3 separate regions of the Mus musculus genome follow, and all the other regions are linked to region 3. A link is a loop called in an ENCODE intact Hi-C map of the cell type or tissue named here. Cell type or tissue: heart. All regions are shown on one strand. Links, peaks and the distances in the headings refer to the core of each region. The heading gives the core; the rest is flanking DNA.

Region 1 (7,194 bases), core at 2,487-4,986, 380 kb before region 3:
TGCCGCATAACTTATCAGTTTCTGCTGTGCAAATTGAGACTGCTTTTTAAACAAGTTAAACTAAATCAAAGGATGGACAGGCAGCAGATAAAGTTTTAACCATTTTTTTTTCATATGAAACACAGAACAACAATCATTTAAACAACAAAACAAAAACAAACATAAATTGACAGACATATGGACAATTTGGTGCACCAAAAAGAGACAATAGACAGACAGAGAATAGAACTTGATGTCTCAAAGGGACCCAGATATCCTAACCAGAGCTAAGAATATCTCCATAGGAGCCAGAGAGGAAGCAGGACGTCTCCTGTTTTCCTTTTGTCCCTAGGAGAGCTCTGAAATAGCTTATTTTTATTTTCCATCTTTATTGCTAAAAGGTCCCAAACAGGGGATTACTACTTTTCTGAAACTTATTTTCTCTCTCTCATGTTCAGACTCTAATTCTTTATCTCCTTCTTCTGGGAATTCTGCCAGAGAAGGGAGAGGAGGCACAGTAGCTGCTTCTGATAGTTACTCCTCAATAAGAAAAGACAGTTGCAGGGACTGCATCGGGACCCCCATTAGCTAGTTTATTATTTAAAACTCTACCTACCTTTTACCATTTTTTACAATGTATCTCTGCTTTATCTATAATAAACCATGGACATACCTGGTCTATAAAAATAAAAAAGTCTATCAAATCTTTCTTTTTAACTCGTACTCCTCTTTCTCTAATTACTATCTTTAAGCCTTTAACGAAGGCTGCCTCTTTAGATAGCTTATTTCCCAAATCCTGGAGTGGAGATAAATCAACTCACCAAGGACTTCTCACTCTTCCATGAGTGGCAGAAGGGGTCCTTCACTACTTCTAAATTCTTGGGGTCGTGACGAACTTCTCTGGAACCTCCACCTGTAGGGATTACGATCTGGACCTCGCCCCACTTTGCGTGCCACTTATCATGGCCCGTGGAATTCAGTTATTTGTGGGTGCGAGGGAGACCACAAACCTGGAAAGAAATGAGAGGAAGGGAAGGAGAGGCAGGAGACCAAGAAGATGGTACCTATCAAGGTCTCGTTTATTAGGCTGCGGTGCCTTCTTTTAAAGCATACATCCCGGGGAATAGGGGAGGGGTCGAGGGGGAATTTTACAAAGAACATAGAAGCGGGCTTCTGCTAACATGGGTGCCGAAGTGAGGTGCCAGGCATCGGGCACTCTGCATCTTATCTCTAGAACATAGATCCTCCTTGACAGCCTTTTGTGCCAGGCTGGGCTCAGGCATAACTCATGTCCTTGGATGGCATGGAAGTCAGGAAGAGACAGGGAAGAGGGGACTATAATTCAGCTTTTACAGCCTCAGGTGCCAGGAAGGGAAGAGAGAGGAGGAAGTAATAACCAGCTCCTATCACGAGGCCATTTGGCCTGTCAGGGAGATTGTGAAGGGCTTGCTTTCTCACAGGATGGTCTCTGACACTCTAGACTAAACCAGAAAGGAATATAAAATTAAAATCAAACAAACAAAAAGCCATGGAAAGAATATACAGAAATGTGTATTTTTACACTATGTGTTTTTTCACACAATGAAAAAAAATCAAACTTTCAATTTTAAAGTTCATGAAGAAGAATCCCAAGTCAATGGCATAAACCAAAACTTCAACAAGATCATAGAAGAATGTGTTCCCACAAAAGAGAGAGAGAGAGAGAGAGAGAGAGAGAGAGAGAGAGAGAGAGAGAGAGAGAGAGCAGTATAAGAAGCACAGATACCAGGGAAAAAAATGTCCACAGAATATTCCAGTTAAAACACTAAGGAGATATAACAAAGTGTTTTGAAAAATGAAAGAGAAGAAATGTAAATCACAAAAAAAGGAAAATTCCATCAAAAGACAGTTGCTTTAGCAATAGAAACTTTAAAAACCAGATGACCTAGCAGCAATGCATTCTGTGTGCTAAATGACTATGAAGGTTAGCCTAGGCTAATAGTCCCCATAAAAATACCCACTGTAACTGAAGGAGAAAGAAAAGCTTTCCAATTAACAGACTAAAAATTTTATATTCAACAAACCAAACCTAAAGAAAATAAAGGAAGCATTATTTGGTCTGGAGAGGAATAAACAGCAGAGGGACTGTGAACACAAATATGAGTCATAATTATTAAAACACAAAGGACCATTAAAGTACACATACAACACCAAAACTCAGCAACATGAAAAGCACAGTTAACAAACATTTAAATTATAATTAGGGCACAAAACAAATATTTACAAAATCAAAAACTTTCAAATGACTCCTGATATCATATCAGCTCAATTGAAATTGAATTTCAAATTGAAATTGAAATTAAAATTAGATTGAAAGCAAACAATTCTACAGTAATTACAGAATTTCATGAAGACGAAAAAACTCGTCACTGAATGATGACACTGGAAAATTGGGAAATGAACGTAAAAAGTTTTTAATCTAATTGAAAACCAAAATACAACAACAAAACCTCTGAGACACAATGACAGACCTTTGAGGGAAATTTCTAGATCTAAGTCCCCCATTTGAAAAAAAAATCAGAGATTTCAAATAAATAGCTTAATGAAGTAAGTCAAAATGTGAAAATAAATCAAACCTAATAATAAGGTAAGGAATAATAAAAGCCAGAGCAGAGATCAGTGAAATAGAAACAAAGAAAACAATACAAAGAACCATTGGCTCTGAGAGCTGGTTCTTTAATCAAATTCTATCTTCAGAGAAACTGGTGGCTAAGCCTTACCTATCAGTGGGGGGAAAGCAGGAGAAAAAAGAAACGGTATTATTAACAGCAAATGATATTTATATATTTAATTATTTCTCATTCCCCGGCTCCAGCAATCATTTCTTAGCTACTTAACTGAAACAGTGACAAGACTGTGGGTTCATGTCATAGTTTTGAGTCCTGACCCTGCCACATAAGCCCTCAACCATAATACAATACATTAAATGTGACATTCCAGGGCGGGTTTTAGATCCTCATTTTATTTCTCTTAACAGTGCTGCCTGGGTTTGGATTTGTCTAAGAATTTAGATAAGATGGAAGGCAGGTTTTTAGGTTACCAGAACTCGAGGACTCACTGGGGTCAAATGTTTGGTACTTGAGTAAAAATTGACACTCAAGCCTGGATATAAATCCAAAATGTCATAGTAACAGAGCAGCCAGGCTTCTCTGTTACAGAGAAAAATGTCTATGAATGTGGGTGTCTGCCACAGCAGGCACACTCCTGGTTCCCATAGAACACTGTCATCTCACGCTGCTGGAACAGTGCTGGTGGAGCGCCAGATACTGAGGAAATTTCAGTGGCTTTCATATGAATGAGAGGTGAATGTTGCCTGCTGAAATTAGAGATTTATATACTAAATGTGTTTATCTGGCTGGCTGAAATTTAATGGTGTTAGTTGATCGGTTTCAAAGTGTCACTAGATGGCAGTATCGTCCAGCTAGTATGCCACAGTTTGGATTCCGGATGTTTAATTACAATCACAGGAAAGAGACTAGGAAGTGGAATTTATTCCGTTCCAGGGGAGTGTTGTCCTTGACATAGAAAGACACTCTTTGAAGGGTCGAAATGAGGCACGGACAGGGTCTCAGACTCTTGGGAATGCTAGGAATGTCCAAATTTGCTGTAAACCAAATCTCTGCAAAAGAAAAATATTTTGACTGTCTGATTTGTTACAATTTGTTAGAAACTTTCAAAATTATGTTTCTCATTTAATTTTTCACTCTAGATTTTTTCTAGATCCTCTTTTTTGAGAAAAAATTAGCATGATTATCTCTCTTTGACCAAAATTTAGAGTCTCTTCAGGCCAGAAATTCTAACATACCAGCTGTTTATTTGGTAAACTGGGGAAGGTTGGTTAGCATAAGATGGGTGGCAATGCATGAATTTTCAGGGGTTGAAAGGTGGTTTCCAGGTCTGACATGTCCTATGCTATGAAGAAAAATTCCATGTGTTAACTTTTATCTAAGCTGATGGTGACTTTTCAGCTCGGTTTAGATACTTATATTTATATATAAACTAGTGGTTGTCAACCTTCTCAATGTGCCATCTCTTTACTGTATATTTTGGTAATTTACATCCATATATTTATTGTCATTGCTACTTCATAATTTTAATTGTGCTGAAAGTTTTTATCATAGTGTAAATACCTGATATGAAGGATATCTTATATTCAACCCTCTGTGAAATGGTCATTTGACACCCTGAAAGGGATCACAACCCACAGATTAAGAACCGAGACATAAGATTTTAGCCCTTGTACTTTAGTAACCACCCCAATTTTATATATATATATATATATATATATATATATATATATATATATATATATATATATTGTTTGTATGGTTTTGAAAAATACTAAATTTTCCAGAAACGTGGATACAATATGAATCCAGAGTACCTTACTTTTTTTCTTTTATAACCTCCTGCAATTTGTTTGTTCATTTTTGTGGTGGTTTGAATAAGAATGGCCCCACAAGCATATATATTTGAATGCTTAGTCATCAGATAGTGGCATTACTTGAGAACTAGTATCTATTACCTTGGACAAAGTGTATGAGGAGGGGTCGGCTTTAGGGTTCAAAAACCCAAGATAGGCCCAGTGTCTCTCTACTGTCAACTATTCCATCACCATGTCTGCTCGTGTGCCCCCATGCTCCCTTCCGTGATGAAAATGGACTAAACCCCTGGAAGCAAGCCCGAGTCAAATGCTTTCTTTGAAAGGAGTTCCCCTGGTCATGGTGTTTCTTCACAGCAATACAACAGTGAAAAAGACACATGGGAAAGACAAAGAACTATGAAATATCATATAAACACCAAATCTTCATAGAATATAATTGATGCAGGAAAAAAATGTCAAACCAATAGACCAGATCCCTTTATGAGTTTGATTCTAGGATAGAAGAAATCTTAGAAACATTTATGTAAACACTGAATTTAAGCTTAATGGTAGCTACAATTACTGTCAGATGACATAGTTATGATCTGAACATGGTGATTATACACTCTTCCCCTGGATGATTTCAATGTAATGTTAGAGCCCATAAAGGAACTGTCAATATATAAAATACACAAAGCCTCATTTGTCTCCTTGAAATAAAATCCCACTGCCCCTTAATTTTCCTACCTTACTGTATCATTTTTTATTTTAATTTTATTGTAGAAATAGCTATATAAATATTTTTATGACCTAGAAAAATAATGGAGAGTCAGTTTTGGGTTTTGTTTTGGGTTTTGTATTGTGTTTGTTTGCTTGTTTGTTGGTTTTAAAAATTCATTCCTCTTCAAAATGAGGAAAGTATGCAAAGAGAAGACTAGCTGCAACTTTTGAATATCATCTCAGCTCAACTCAGCAATGAAATCCAGGGAAATTTTACATACTAGAACAAACTGTGAATGGGAGGCCATTGAACAACTTGGGATTCTGCTAAGGGGCGGGGGGGGGGGGGCAGCGAAAATCTGCCACTGCTACTGTGTGATGAGAACAAGCTGCATTGACAGTGTGAGCAAGATACTAAGGAGCACAGGGGCCTGAGCGATTAATCCTGCCTGAGGGGTGATCTGTGCTGAGCTACTAACATAAAAGATGGTAAAACAAAACAAAACAAAACACAATGTTCTGATTTCTCTGAAGGCCTTTTACTCCACCTTCAATAAAGGCAATACAATCAGAAAACTGATGGTATAAGATGGTTTTAAAAGACACCTATAGGAGAGCATCATCCTGAGTGAGGTAACACATTCACAAAGGAACTCACACAATATGTACTCACTGATAAGTGGATATTAGCCCCAAACCTAGGATTCCCAAGATATAAGGTACAATTTGCTAAACACATGAAACTCAAGAAGAATGAAGACTGAAGTGTGGACACTATGCCCCTCCTTAGAATTGGGAACAAAACACCCATGGAAGGAGTTACAGAGACAAAGTTTGGAGCTGAGATGAAAGGATGGACCATGTAGAGACTGCCATATCCAGGGATCCACCCCATAATCAGCATCCAAACGCTGACACCATTGCATACCCTAGCAAGATTTTATTGAAAGGACCCAGATGTAGCTATCTCTTGTGAGACTATGCCGGGGCCTAGCAAACACAGAAGTGGATGCTCACAGTCAGCTAATGGATGGATCACAGGGCTCCCAATGGAAGAGCTAGAGAAAGAACCCAAGGAGCTAAAGGGATCTGCAACCCTATAGGTGGAACAACATTATGAACCAATCAGTACCCCGGAGCTCTTGACTCTAGCTGCATATGTATCAAAAGATGGCCTAATTGGCCATCACTGGAAAGAGAGGCCCATTGGACACGCAAACTTTGTATGCCCCAGTACAGGGGAACGCCAGGGCCAAAAAGGGGGAGTGGGTGGGTAGGGGAGTGGGGGTGGGTGGGTATGGGGGACGTTTGGTATAGCATTGGAAATGTAAATGAGCTAAATACCTAATAAAAAATGGAAAAAAAAAAAAGAATTACACAATGGAAAATACCCTCTCTGGAAGTTGTTCCAAATCAGTGAAGTACATACTGGAAATATTAACTACAAATGAAATCTAATAATTTGAAACCCTGTGAGGCCTGTAAGTGAGATAATGTCAGGATTCCATGCATCAACTGACCAAAGAGACAAAACACACAGCTGCATCCAGATCTTCAGACCCCTGAGATGTGCTGGTGAGAATTTCATCACTGATCTGTAGAAGCAAAATTCTCCACTAGCAGATCTTCTGAGTCTCTGTGATGCAAATGTTCACCAAATTTATGTTTGTGAGTCTAAACACTGGTAAAAGCAGACTGGAGAGGTGTTGTATGCAATTGTCCCTGCTGAACTGGTACAATTAGGTAAGAGCTAACGAATTCCACACCCTGAACAAGCACTTTAGTCATTTTGTAATGAAAATATTGAATCGGGGGTTCTAATTTAGATTTTGTCATTAACAGCTGTAGCATGAGCTTCTGTCATCACTGACCTCTCTGATGAAGTCACCGAACACTGACGTTTACTTTGCTTAGAATCTAATCAGCAGGTGCACAATATCCTGAGTCAAATACTTATACTTCCATTCCAAAGAATCCCACTCATAGCTTTGAGTGTGAGATACGTTTATGCCCATTTTAGAGATGAGGAGGCAAAAGGTAAAGATTGAATGATTTTCCTGGATGTAACAATAGATATGTAAACATAGGAATTA
Region 2 (7,194 bases), core at 3,097-5,596, 250 kb before region 3:
GCTGTTTCTCAAAATAAAATCACAGAAGATTATAGTTGTGAATCTCATCATTACACAACTCAACCAGTCACAGAAGAGAGAAGTAAAGAGAGGTGAGGGGACATTTTAGTTGCTCCAAATTAAGGGAACATTGGACTCAAAAATATATAATTACTCTACTTTGCAATCATGTACCAACTCCTTGTTCTCCAAAGAATCCTCTTTAAATGCTTTCCCAGTGCTGTTCTGTTCAATTTGTAAATAACAGACTTTAAGCAAATTTTATTTCCAATTTAGCCTGATGGAAAAGATAAGGGTATTTTTTTCTCCATTGGCTTTTTGCAAGAAATGAAGTTTAACCCATACTATGTGACCCTACCTCCTTTACTCTCATTTTAAAATAATTTCCATCAGTGTTAATGATCATTGCACTATTTCAAGAGCCTTTCTTACCACATGCTGTAAGCTAAATGCTGCCATGGTCATATTAAACTGTTTGATTTGATGGAAAGGTTGAACATTCATCTTGCTGGGATCTGGCTTGACAGGTAGGAGCAGCAAGCAGATTTCACATCAAGTAAGTGCATGTTTTTCTGGCCCTACTTTCAATTTTCAGTGATGGACACTTAGCCTGGATTGCAAATGTCTGCTCATAAACCATAGGTACACAAGGTCCAGGTTCTGCACTCAATGTTCTTGACGCGATGGGATATAGTCTCTGCTGTGTGGAAAAAAAAACTGAGCCTTGATAGTTCCACTGTTCTGGCCATATTTCAGTCTCGTTGTCTACTTGATACCATCTTATTTCATTTATTACCTGGTGCTGATACTTACTATGTTGGTACTATGGGTTCTTTTTTTTCTTTTTTCTTTTCTTTTCTTTCCTTTTCTTTTCTTTTTTTTTCTTCCCTTCCCTTCCCTTCCCTTCTCTCTCTCTCTCTCTCTCTATATATATATATATATATATATATATATATATATATATACTATATATATATATATATATATATGTGTGTGTGTGTGTGTGTGTGTGTGTGTGTGTGTGCGCAAGCTTGTGTGTGTGTGTGTGTGTGTGTGTGTGTATGATTGTCCTCCTTGATTATTGTCTATGTTCCACATGCTTGTGGTATCCAGCAAGGCAAGATGAAGGGGCTGGATCATCTGGGACTAGAGTAATTGATGGTTGGAGCCTCCATGTCTATTCTGGAAAGCAATCCCTGGTCCTCTGGAAAAACAGTTGGAGCTCTTAACCCCTGAGCAATGTCTCTAGTGTACTATGTTAAACAATTATCCTCTTATTTGTTAATGCCTTCTCATATTCTACTTATTTACAAAACAAATTACATTTATCATTTTAATTACTTTTAAATTGTAAAACAATTTTCTTCAAATGTTTACTTTCATTAATGGAGATTACGTGATCAATAGTTGAAATTTTTAATATTTTATTTGCCATGTAAATTTATAACCCACAATCCTGATGATCAGGGACTGAGGGAAAATATTTTTCCCAGAATTGTTATGGCTGATGTCTTGAATGATTTTGAAAACAATTTGGGTCATTAGAAAAATGAAAGTATGTTTTTAAAAAAAAAACTGCGGTGTTATTTGGTAATTATTTCCTTTTTTAATTTTTTTTATTTTTATTTTTTTTATTACATATTTTCCTCAATTGCATTTCCAATACTAACCCAAAAGTCCCCCACACCCTCCCCCTCCCCCCACTCCCCTACCCACCCATTCCCTCTTTTTGGTCCTGGCATTCCCCTGTACTGGGGCATATAAAGTTTGCCTGTCCAATGGGACTCTCTTTCCAGTGATGGCCGACTAGGCCATCTTTTGATACATATGCAGCTAGAGTCACGAGCTCCAGGGTACTGGTTAGTTCATAATGTTGCACCTACAGGGTTGCAGATCTCTTTAGCTCCTTGGATACTTTCTCTAGCTCCTCCATTGGGGGCCCTGTGATCCATCCAATAGTTGACTGTGAACATCCACTTCTGTGTTTGCTAGGCCCCAGCCTAGTCTCACAAGAGACAGCTATATCACGGTCCTTGCAACAAATGCTTGCTAGTGTATGCAATGGTGTCATCGTTTGGAGGCTAATTATGGGATGGTTCCCTGGATATGGCAGTCTCTAGATGGTCCATCCTTTTGTCTCAGCTCCAAACTTTGTCTCTGTAACTCCTTCCATGGGTGATTGTTTCCAATTCTAAGAAGGGGCAAAGTGTCCACACTTTGGTCTTCGTTCTTCTTCAGTTTCATGTGTTTTGCAAATTGTACCTTAATCTCGACATACTAAGTTTCTGGGCTAATATCCACTTATCAGTGAGTACATATCATTTGATTTCTTTTGTGATTGTGTTACCTCACTCAGGATGATGCCCTCCAGGTCCAACCATTTGCCTAGGAATTTCACAAATTCATTCTTTTTAATAGCTGAGTAGTACTCCATTGTGTAAATGTACCTCATTTTTTGTATCCATTCCTCTGACCCAGAAATGAACCCACACACCTATGGTCACTTGATCTTTGAAAAGGGAGCTAAAACCATCCAGTGGAAGAAAGACAGCATTTTCAACAAATGGTGCTGACACAACTGGTTGTTATCATGTAAAAGAATGTGAATCGATCCATTCCTATCTCTTTGTACTAAGGTCAAATCTAAGTGGATCAAGGAACTTCACATAAAACCAGAGACACTGAAACTTATAGAGGAGAAAGTGGGGAAAAGCCTTGAAGATATGGGCACAGGGGAAAAATTCCTGAATAGAACAGCAATGGCTTGTGCTGTAAGATTGAGGATTGACAAATGGAACCTCATGAAACTGCAAAGCTTCTGCAAGGCAAAAGACACCGTCAATAAGACAAAAAGGACACCAACAGATTGGGAAAGGATCTTTACCTATCTTAAATCAGATAGGGGACTAATATCCCATATATATAAAGAACTCAAGAAGGTGGACTCCAGAAAATCAAATAACCCCCTTAAAAGATGGGGCTCAGAGCTAAACAAAGAATTCTCACCCGAGGATTACCGAATGGCTGAGAAGCACCTGAAAAAAATGTTCAACATCCTTAATCATCAGAGAAATGCAAATCAAAACAACCCTGAGATTCCATCTCACACCAGTCAGAATGGCTAAGATCAAAAATTCAGGTGACAGAAGATGCTGGCGAGGATGTGGAGAAAGAGGAACACTCCTCCATTGTTGGTGGGATTGCAAGCTTGTACAACCACTCTGGAAATCAGTCTGGTGGTTCCTCCGAAAATTGGACATAGTACTACCGGAGGATCCCGCAATACCTCTACTGGGCATATATCCAAAAAATGTCCCAACTGGTAAGAAGGACACATGCTCCACTATGTTCATAGCAGCCTTATTTATAATAGCCAGAAGCTGGTAATTATTTCTTATAGGTGTTTCATGGTAAGTGCAACAGTCAATAAAGTTAATTTTTTTGCCTTTAAAGAAAAAGAAAAAAAAGTGAGAGTTAAAATTTGTTTTAAGAACAGTGTAATATCTTCGGTATTTTCCTTAGAGACATATTTGATTGGTTGTTGATCCGTTTGTAGTTATGTATATATAAAATTGTATTTGATAATAATCTGCAGATTCTAATGATGTATATATTGTCTAAAAGCTATATGATTGATAGACTGAAACAATGTTCCATTATTTTAGTGTTCAATGAATGATTAACACTAAGTTCATTGTAGATAATGATATTAAAAGTATAAAAATAGAATTGCTAATCTGAAAATATACAATATGAAAGTCAGTCTCATAAGGATTACACATCCAGGAAGATAAATAATGAAGAATAGAACATACATCTGCTGGTTGAAGTCAAATAAAACAAGATGTCTTATGCCTGTCTTGTAATAACTGTTTACTGATTTTAATAAGATCATTGATACCATAATTGGATCCTCTAACATAATCACACATTAAGTAATTTTTGGGGAAAATTGCCATCGAATTTATCTGCTGTCTCTGCCTTAGTGCTTAGGAGTTTATATTCTGTGAGGCACATGGAGTGGATGAGACCCTCATATCTCCCTCCCTTTCATCATCAAGCTACATACAGCCCCATCTTTCTCCCAGGAGACACAGTTCTTAACTATGGGAGATCCTTTTCTGTTCTTCTCTCAGTCAATTCAGAATCTTGTGTGTCAATCATGCTAAAAACTAATCAGTATTTTACCACATTAAATTCTGTAGAGTGATTTCCCACTGAGGAAAACATTTTTTTTTTTTTTGTGCTATCGTGATCAAACACGGCTGCTATATTTTCAGGTTCTATACTACCATTGTTGAGATGAAATAGCTGTGTAGGTTTCATCAGAGTTGTGTATCCACTTTCACTCAGTTTGTAAGGAATGATATCAGTGAACTGATTCAAGTGTGATTTATTTCCTACCTGTCTCTATGGCAAAAGTTCAACCACCAGATGGCACTGTTTATTTCCTTGATCCATAAAAATAAGCAACAGGGTTTGAAGGTGAACATGAACGGATATGTGGCATCCTGTTGTTTCTTCTCCAACTGACTTGTGTTCACTGCCACTTTAAGACATAAAACAAACTTGCTCGTGTGAATATGGACAAGTGGCTTTGCTTCTTGAGCTTTGTTTAAGGTTTGAAGATAATGGCATGAGGTAAGACATTGCACATCTAAAAAAGATTAAGTGAGGGGATTTATTAGCCTTGGAAACATAAAGTTATATGTATATATGTTTAGTAACATACAAATCTGTATTTTTAAATATTACTCAGCCACAATCCTGTACATTAAATTTTTTTTCCTCACAAGTGACTAAGATAAAAGTGGTAAGTGCACTCTGAGAACAATTTTCCCAACACACAAAGCCAGATTAAACCTGAAAAGAGAAAATCACAAAGGCTGTCACTTTTGAATTGGGGAAAAGCTGGAAGAAGTTGAGGAGGAGGGCGGCCCCAAGGGAAGACCAGCAGTCTCAACTGGCCTGGACCCCTGAGATCCCTCAGACACTAAGCCACCTACCAGGCAACATATAACAGCTGACACATATACAGCAGAGAACTGCCTGATCTGGCCTCAGTGAGAGAATATGCCCCTAATCCTTGAGAAACTTGAGGCCGCAGGGAGTGGAGAGGTCTGGTGGGATGGGAGTGGTAGGGGTGGTGATGGGGGCAAGGGGATGGTATGGAATGGGGAGTGGTAGGTGTGGGGCAGACCAATATGGAGATGAAGTCTGGACTGTAAAAAAAATAAAAACAAAATTTAACAAAATTCTGTTAAAGAATAAAAACAAAAAAGAAAGAAATGGTAGCAAGGCTCTCCATGGACAAGAGGTAGAAGTGAAGTACACTGAGAACCTCCTAACTCTTCAGGCTCTGGAGCCACAGGCAAGAATACACTGCTAGGAAATGCCTATCCTAAGAAATAGGAGTCAAAAGCCCTAAAGACTTTCATAGACCCAGAACAAAACTAAAGTAAAAAAATAAATAAATAAACAAACAAACAAACAAAAAACAAAATTGGCTGAACAAGGAGAAAAGAGGATGCATTTTCTGTCATGACCTGAGGCAAGATGCCTCCTAATCCAAAACACGTGTTGTAATTTCATTCTGTTGCTATGACAAATACTCTGACCAAAAGCCACTGAAAGAAGGAAAGTTTGGGTTTCAGCTCCAGGTTGCAGTCCATCACTGAGGAAAAGCATGACAGGATCTTGGAGCAGGAACCATGGAGGAACACAACTTGCTGACCTGCACATGTTCATGCTCAGTTAGCTTTCTTGTATACTCCAGTACCACCTGCCTATGTTAGAGGGATGCCCACAGAGGTCTTAATGGCCCAGACTCTACATCAGTTAATAAGACAGTCCCAATCCCCCACAGACATGTCCACATCCATTCTGATCTAGGCAATCCCTCAACTGAGATTCCCATTTTAGATGATTCTAGGCTGTATCAGGCTGATAGTTATAGCTAATTAAGGCAATGTGGTTGGTTTTGATAAAACTAGAAAAACCCAGATTCCAGTTAGAATATTTGACTATAGTTGGTGACTGCTGGAGGAAGCAGTTATTTTTCTTCTGAGGTATGGCTGCTAGAAGGTGTTCAATGCTCCGTCAGGACTTGGATCTAAACTCTATTTTTTCTTTTTTTGTGGGCTAGGGAGTGTCCAAGCTGGTGGTCCTAAAGAATCCAAGGTAATCTATGCTAAAGGAGGAATCCATTTGCTTGTCTGTGACTTTCATCTCAAAAAGCAAGAAAACACCCTTAGTCCTCACGACAGTCTGAGAGCTTGATAGTATCCTCGACTGGAGCACAAAGGCATTTGCATTGGGCTGGTTGCCAGCTAGAAACATCATGTTTTAGGACTGAAGAGGTAAAAAGGAGTTTTGAGAGAGGGGGGATGGGCCATACATTTTTAAGAAAATCGATTTATTATTATTTCTGGGAGCAGTGGTGAAACAAGCAAGATCTGAGTTAGACGTTCATCCCTCCTGTGACCTAAAGTAAGGCGTCTGCATTGAAGACCTAGAAGTGAGATCTTGTCCTATGGAGGAACAGGACTGATTACCATCGGATATTTGCACTATGTAACAGAGAGTGGAAAATGCATGATTTTACTCCATAACTGGTGTTTTAGGGATGGGGAGTTTTGCCAGGTTCATATATGACCTATATTAAGTGACTATAGTCAAACTCTCTGGTCCCTGTGCAAAAGGGAATATGGCTGCCCTTTTGCCCTGCTAATAGCTCTCTCTGCTTGAGATCTCATTACATATAAGGATTGCTAACTTGAAGGTACTAGATTATCTACAATTTTGAGAAGAGGTGTGTTCTAATTTGGTTTTCTGTCACAGTAATAAAATACTCTGACTAAAAACAACTTTCAAAGAAGGGAGTTTATTTAGCTTATACCTACAGGTAACTGTCCATCACTGAGGGAAACCAGGGCAGGAATTATAAAAGGATGCTAGCACAGAAACCAGGGAGAAGCACTTGTTATTGGCCTTCTCTGAGACTCATATTATCTTTCTTATACAGTCCAGATCCACCTATCTAAGGATGGTGGCCCTTAATGGGATAAACACTCTTACAGTAGTAATCAATGAAAACAATTTCTCATCAGCATGGCCACAGGCCATTGTAATCTATATAATTCCCCATTTGCGATTCCCTCGGTGGACAGCAAAAATTACTACAAAAGGAGCCTA
Region 3 (7,194 bases), core at 2,604-5,103:
CAGGTCTATCTTGAGTATTAGCAGTTTGACTCCTTGTGAATATATTCCATGACTGTCTTAAAATCATTAACTTTCTTTAAATGTGTGTACTATTTATAATTATGGAGAATATATGCAACATTGAATTTCTGGCAGAACTCAGTGGACATAAACATGGCCCAAAGAAGCTCAAAGTGGTTATCAAATGGTTTTGGTTTAGGGCATTCAGAGTTTATAGACTGAATAAAACATTATACGAAATGAACAAAATTTGTACCATGAGGAAAAAAGGAAAAGGAAAGTTCGGAGTCACCTTGTCTCAGGAATGTATTATACTTGAAGTGTTACAATTTAAGCTCTGCTCAATAGAATGTTGAACAGAGTCAGCACAGAACGAGATAACAATTATTACAATCACCTGAGGAAGGCCCTGAGATAAGAGACAACACAGAATAATTTGGACTCCCAATCCATGTGATTCAAGGCTTTCCAATGTAAGAAAAAGAATAACTTTGCTGTGAATAACAAGGAAATTCATGGATTAAGGGGATGGGTGTATGCCAAGCCCTTGCTGAGGCAAAAAGAAAAAAGAAATACAATGAGAGCCGTCCTTCCATTATATTTTAAATAAAACACAGACACTGAGTATTAAGTAAAGGCTTTTGTGTTTTTGAAAGCTGTCAAGATGACCTAAAGTTGTTCCTTAGAGTGAGTCCTGGGCTGTATTAATAATGGCTCAGCTGTACTGCCATGCAAGATTACCTGCGACCTAGTGTAGGGAACAGTTTTAAATTCGTTGATGTCTTACCAAAGAATGTGTGCTGAGTCCATTTTTGTGCAGTCACCTTTTAATTTGTGATTGAGCTTCTGAGAGTTGAGGAGAATTGGGGTAAGTAATGATGGAGCAATGAGGGATGATGGAGTCATCAAACTCAAAAGTAATTCAGATCAAGGTGCTGTGCTTTTTAGGCTGTTTTATGTATTTTTGACTCTGACTCTAATTCTTCTTTTTAAGCATCTGATTATTTCCTAAATTCAATACTAATAAGAATAGGTCTGAAGAGAAAACTCTTTATTTACACTGTGTGTATGTAAATTAAACGATTAGCTGTCTTGCGGTGAACAATTCAAGAAAAGACCTACTTAGGTAGAATCATTTCTTAACAGAAGAATGATATTTTATTTAGTTTTTATAATTTTGAGATGAGAGATATATTGTTGCCTTCTGGTTTTTCTATCTCAAATGGGCTTTGCCATTTTACTAGTAAACTCTTTCTGTGAAGTTGGCCCAAGCTACAGTCATCTGTGAAGAGAGATCCTAAATGGAGAAAGAGCTTCCCTCAGATTTCCAGGTAAACAAATCTGTGGAACATTTTCTTGATTATTTGCCCTTGATTGGATGATGGAGTCCTCTATGGGAGATGCAGCCTCTGGACAGGTGATGCTGGTGTTACGTTTCAAGCAGACCTGGCATCTAGGTTCTCCCAGCATCCATCAGGCCTTACCTAGCATACCCCACCCTCTACCCTGAACTCTCCAGCCCTTACTCCACCTCCAAGAGACTCTTCACTATATAAGTCAGACTTTTAGGTTACCCTTCCTTCTTTTTGAAGTTTTGGCCTTCTGGATGCTGGAACTGGTTCCTCTCTCTCTCCCCTCGCCCCATACCCCCACTTTCAAGACTCTCCCAGATGTATCTGCCTCTGGCTATGCTTCCCCACATATCTAGAATAAACTTTCTCCTCCACCATTCCAAGAAGCAGTCTGTCTCTTTCCTTTCCTTTCCTTTCCTTTCCTTTCCTTTCCTTTTTCCTTTTTCCTTTTTCCTTTCCTTTCCTTTTTCCTTTGCTTTCCTTTTTCCTTTCCTTTCCTTTCCTTTTTCCTTTCCTTTCCTTTTTCCTTTCCCTTCCCTTCCTTTCCTTTCCTTTCCTTTCCTTTCCTTTCCTTTTTCCTTTCCTTTCCTTTCCTTTTCTTTTCCTTTCCTTTTCTTTTCCTTTCCCTTTTCCTTTCCTTTCCTCTTTCCTTTCCTTTCCTTTCCTTTCCTTTCCTTTCCTCTCCTCTCCTCTCCTCTCCTTTCCTTTCCTTTCCTTTCCTTTCCTTTTTTTATTTCTCTTTTTTTTCACTCACTTGAGAGCTATAATAATGAAATTCGAGTGTTCATTCATGGTCTTCCTTCAGCTCCTGCCTACAGGTTTCCACCCTGACTTCCCTTAGTGATGAACCATGACACGGAAATGCAAGATGAAATTAACCATTGCCTCCCCAAGTTTATTTCAGTCATGGTGTTTATCACCACAATAAAAAACATCTATATGAGAAACTTGTACCAGAGAGTGGGCTAATGCTGTGACAGATATGCCCATACTGATTTTGGAAGTAGAACTACCAAAGCCAAAAAAACAAGCTTAGTACATTTAGAGACTTTTCCAGAACTGTGGGCGAAGTCTGTATTTTTGTTTTGGTAGGTGCTGCTCTCTGTGTGTTTTATGACTTGAATGACAACTTCATGATGGCATCATTGGTGCTAAGGCTGGGGGACCTGTTACAGGGAGTTGGTTTGGCATCACACTGAAAGTGAGGAAAATTCTGTGGAGGATAGATTGGGCAGCAGTGCTTTTGTCAGATTTGAACACAATGCAGTTCTCCACTTGCTCTGGTGCAGGGTGGTATTAATTCTTTGCTGATGTCTTGTTCCAGAGCTGAGTTCTTACACAATTTGAATCAACTCCACCCTGATCTTTCCTGATTCCTTTGATGCTTCTTGGGCACTCAGAAACATTGATGTTGCCATTGCTTATTGATAGTATAAAGAACTATAATAAATGTATATATACTATTTTTCATGCATGAATTTGCTCAAATTTTCTTATTAACAAGATTTACAACAAGTATTTGAGAGGGTTAGTGTACATAAGACTGCTGCATACCAGCAAAGTATGCTTTCTTTTCCAACCATTACACTTAAATCTTTTTTAAACCTCATCATACCCGCTAAGACTTCCATATGAAACTGGACTGTACTTTATATCAAAAAGCATGGCCTTTAATCACCATGAGTGAGGCCAGCTGTTGGTTGTGGATTCCATTTATTTATTTATTTATTTATTTATTTGGGTTCCATTTATTTATTTATTTATTTATTTATTTATTTATTCTTTCTGCTACCCAAAACAGATTTCAGTATGAACTAGTCTCTGATTTCAACAAATGCTTTTATCTATCTGGAGATAAATGTGCCTCTCTCTTTCTCTCTCTCTCTCTCTCTCTTTTCCTTCCTCCCTCCCTCTCTCTCTTCTTTCTTTGCATTGTTTGTTTTATGTGATAAATCTATTTTCTAATGTAACCTAAGACTGAATTCTAGGGCCAGCCTTCAGGAAATCAGATGTAATAACTTTTTGTATATATTGTCAGTCAGTTTCCTATTTTTGCTTTTTTTATGCTAGTGAGGGAAGTATGCTAGCTACTTCTCTGTTTCTGTGATAACACAGCATGACAAAGCAATTTAAGGATGAATTATTTTTGTTTATTCATGGTTCCAGAGGGCTAGATGTCAATAATAGTGAGAAAGGCATAGCAGTAAGAGGCAGAAACTGAGAGATTGCATCTCAACTGAACACAGGAAGAAGAGAGAAAAAAAAGAAAGTGGGGTGGGGTTATAAATTCTCAATGCTCACCCAGTGATATGTTTCCTCCAGCCAGGCTCCATGCCTGTTTAATTCCATAACCTTTCAAACAGCACCACCAGCTGGGGACCACAGGTTCACATATCTGACCAGTGCAGACACTTTTTATTCAAACCACCTTAGGATGTAAGTTGGAAAGTTGGTTTGGTTTTTAGTAAATATTTCATTTTGGAAGTATCCCAGGACCTGTGGCCTCGTGATTTTTGGTCATATGTATTCTCTTGAGTGTTTGAAAGGAGTTTGGTGATGTTCATATGGTTATCTCAATACTTGAGAAAATTTATACTAGGATATCTTTACCTGGAATTTTTTTTGGGGGGTACATTGTCTCTGTAATTAAGGCCTTTTAGTTTTTGGGTTTTTGTGTGTGTGTGTGTGTCCCTTTTTGTCAGTTTTAACAAGTCTTCAAAAATGAATGTGTCTATTTCACTTAAACTGTCAAACATAAGGTCAAAAAAATTATTCCAAAAAACCTCTTAACATTCAGTCAGTCTATAATTGCTGTTATTTTTTTCACATTAAAAGCTAACATAATCTCTGTCTTTTTCCTCTTAGGGATTGACTAATTTATTACAGGTTTCATGTAATTACATGTTACAAATAATTAGATATTATATCATTATACTGTATCATATTTTCCATTAATACTTGCAATTGTGTGATTTTATAATAGACTGCATAGAATATTAATACATAAATATAATAGCCTAAACATTATATCGACTTTGAAAATTGTATTAATCCCTATTATTTTCTCCTTTTATAAATTTGAAATAATTTGATCTTCAAAATAAGGCTTAGTTCATCCAATTTTACAACTGAAATTCATCTCTTCAACTCTATCCCTTTCCTCTTCATGGACAAATAAATGGATTAGAACTGAAACAGTTATGTGGATTTCTTTTAATTTTTCCTTATTTAATTTAAAATGTGATATTTTCCTTGTGTTTTTACCTCTAAGCTAGACTTAAAAGTGTGATCTTTAGTTTTAAAATACCTTAGCACTCTTGAGTGTTTATGTTGCTTATATAATGCTTTAATGTTTATAACACATTATACCTATGACTTTCATTCTTTAAAATGTGCTGAGTAATTGTTCCTAAGGCAACAACACAGTGTTTTCAGCATGTGCATCTAATTCTTAACTTTGATATTCCCCTTTGCTTTAAATGTATTTCTGTAACATTTATAAAATGTACTTCTCTAAGGAAAGAGATTCCAGTGTCTTGGCCTGTCTGTTGTGGTTTTCTAACCTTGGTGAGTCTACCTCCTTTTTTTTTTTTTTTTTTTTGGTTTTTGGTTTCTTTGAGGCAGGGTTTCTCTGTATAGCCCTAGCTGTCCTGGAACTCACTCTGTAGACCAGGTAGACGAGGCTGGCCTCGAACTCAGAAATCTGCCTACCTTTGCCTCCCAAGTGCCGGGATTAAAGGTGTGAGCCACCACGCCTGGCATGAGTCTACCTTATAACTGACACTGTTATTCAATTTGTATTGAAGTTTTGCTGTCTGTGACTTGGTTTGACCTTGTCTCCTGGAGGTATTTAATCTGTTTTTTTTCCCCGAAACTGTTAATTCTCTCCTTTCTTCTCTTGCCCTTTGTTTATGGATTGAATACTTTTTAAACATCTCATGTTAGGACTATTCATCGACATTTTTGCATTTACTTACACTAGAGATCTCCATTTTAACTTACCCCAGTACACTTTAAAGCATTACTTTCCTTTTCACAGACAGCAGACATGCTCTGCAAATGTACAACTGTGTTGATGTTTCCTCAGAGTGCAGCCATGACCCTGTGCTTCACTAAAAGTGCTGTAGCTAGTGCCACAGGAGCTGTGAAGTTCATTCCAAAACTCACGAATGGAAGCTCTTTCAAGCAGTATACTTAGTTATGCAATCAAAATAACATTCCATGTTTTTGTGCACTTAGACATGTCACTTCTCTGATGGTCCTCACTCCTTTCCTGCCAGCCTACTTCCTTCTGGAGTAATTCCTCTTTTGGTGTCATACACTTCTATAGCATGCCTTACAGGAGACCATTCCCCCCTCTAGGTTTTGCTTGTCAATATCTTCATTTAGTCTATACCAGGAAAGATAATTTTTAATACATTTTTTAAAATTCTTTAATCATTTTTTACAATCCAGACTTTATCCCTCTTCAGGTCCACTCTCCGACTGTTCCACATCCCCCACCTTTTCCCCCACCTCCTCTGCCCCCTTCCACCCCAACCCTTGGTCTCCAAGACAATGGTCCCATCCCACCCCCATCCCCACTCCTACCCCACCAGACCACCCCACTACCTGGAGCCCCAAGTCTCTTCAGGGTTAGGTGCATCTTCTATGACTGAGTTCAGACCTGGCAGTCCTCTGTTGGGGGGCTTCATATCAGCTAGTGTATGCTGCCTGGTTGGTGGCTCAGTGTCTGTCAGAGATCCCTGGGGTCCAGGTTAGTTGAGACTGCTGGTCTTCCTATAGGGTCATTCTCCTCCTCAGCTTCTTCCAGCTTTTCCCTAATTCAGTCACAGAAGTCCTCAGCTTCTGTCCATTGGTTGGGTGTAAATATCTGCATCAGACTCTTTCAGATGCTTGTTGGGCCTTTTGGAGGGCAGTCATGATAGGCCCAACACACCCATAGCATCAGTAATAGTGTCAGGTCTAAGGGCCTTCCCCTCTATGTGGGCCTGTCACTGGACCATCTTTTCCTCAGGATCTTCTCATTTTGTCCCTGCAGTTCTTTCATTCAGGAACAATTCTGCGTCAGTGTTTTTGACTGTGGGATGGCAACCCCATCCCTCACTTGCACTCTTTTTTTACCAGAGGTGGTCTCTACAAGTTTCTGCTCCCCACTGTAGGGCATTCATCTAAGAGTCCTTAGAGTCTCTCATCTCCGAGATCTCTGATACATTATATATATTTTAATGTATAAATTAGTCTTCACTTTAAGCCCATAAAGGGTGACATTTCATTATTCTTTCCTTCCATTTGATTTAACGAAAAATCAGCTTTAATCATTTGGCTCTCTATATCCTGTCACCTTTCCCTAACGGCTTCCAATTCTTTCTTCTCTTATTTTTCAGATGGTTCCCTACAATTTGCCTGAAAATTATTTCAAAGGCAAGACTGGAGTTCTTCATCTCCACAGTTTGGAAGCAATCCTACACTGTTCTTTAAAAAGTTAGCCTTTGCTTCCTTTGCTCATTTCTTGCAATCACAGAGAAGCGTGTGTGCTAAGATGTGGAATTGTTCTCAGGTTCATGAACTTGGTACTCTTGCTGTGCATCTGCCATTCTTTGCTTGCATTTGAATAATAGCATTTGAGAGATCTTCAAGTTAACCGCTGTTCTCCTTGCAGTGTTACTTCAGCTTCTCCAAGGACTCCTCTGACTCAGCTGTTTGTCTTCACACACACTTAAATGTGATTGAGTTCTCACTAGCTTGCACATACTCCCCGCCCTATCCCCCATATCCTGGCATAGCTTTTTAAATTTCCCTATACTATTAGTTTATTTCCTGAGTATGGATCACAGTTTCT

Evidence for each region. Hi-C counts contacts between places; a loop is a spot of excess contacts. Peaks named below come from ENCODE experiments on the same cell type or tissue, not always from the same donor. Only the 100,000 strongest peaks of a DNase experiment are listed, where the experiment ranks them.
Region 1: a loop joins it to region 3, with 5 times the contacts of the local background. A loop is called at or near these places in 20 of 42 quality-filtered maps.
Region 2: a loop joins it to region 3, with 10 times the contacts of the local background. A loop is called at or near these places in 21 of 42 quality-filtered maps.

The regions. Positions count from the first base shown.
Region 1 is chr6:60,552,571-60,559,764 of GRCm38, forward strand. No RefSeq gene overlaps it. Among named protein-coding and RNA genes, the nearest start is that of Gm35386, 31 kb to the right of the region's middle. In heart, for the core only: a CTCF peak has its summit at 3,430 (motif pointing right); no DNase peak of the experiment used is centred there.
Region 2 is chr6:60,677,989-60,685,182 of GRCm38, forward strand. No RefSeq gene overlaps it. Among named protein-coding and RNA genes, the nearest start is that of Gm35386, 95 kb to the left of the region's middle. In heart, for the core only: a CTCF peak has its summit at 4,430 (motif pointing right); no DNase peak of the experiment used is centred there.
Region 3 is chr6:60,927,977-60,935,170 of GRCm38, forward strand. No RefSeq gene overlaps it. Among named protein-coding and RNA genes, the nearest start is that of Mmrn1, 13 kb to the right of the region's middle. In heart, for the core only: a CTCF peak has its summit at 3,724; no DNase peak of the experiment used is centred there.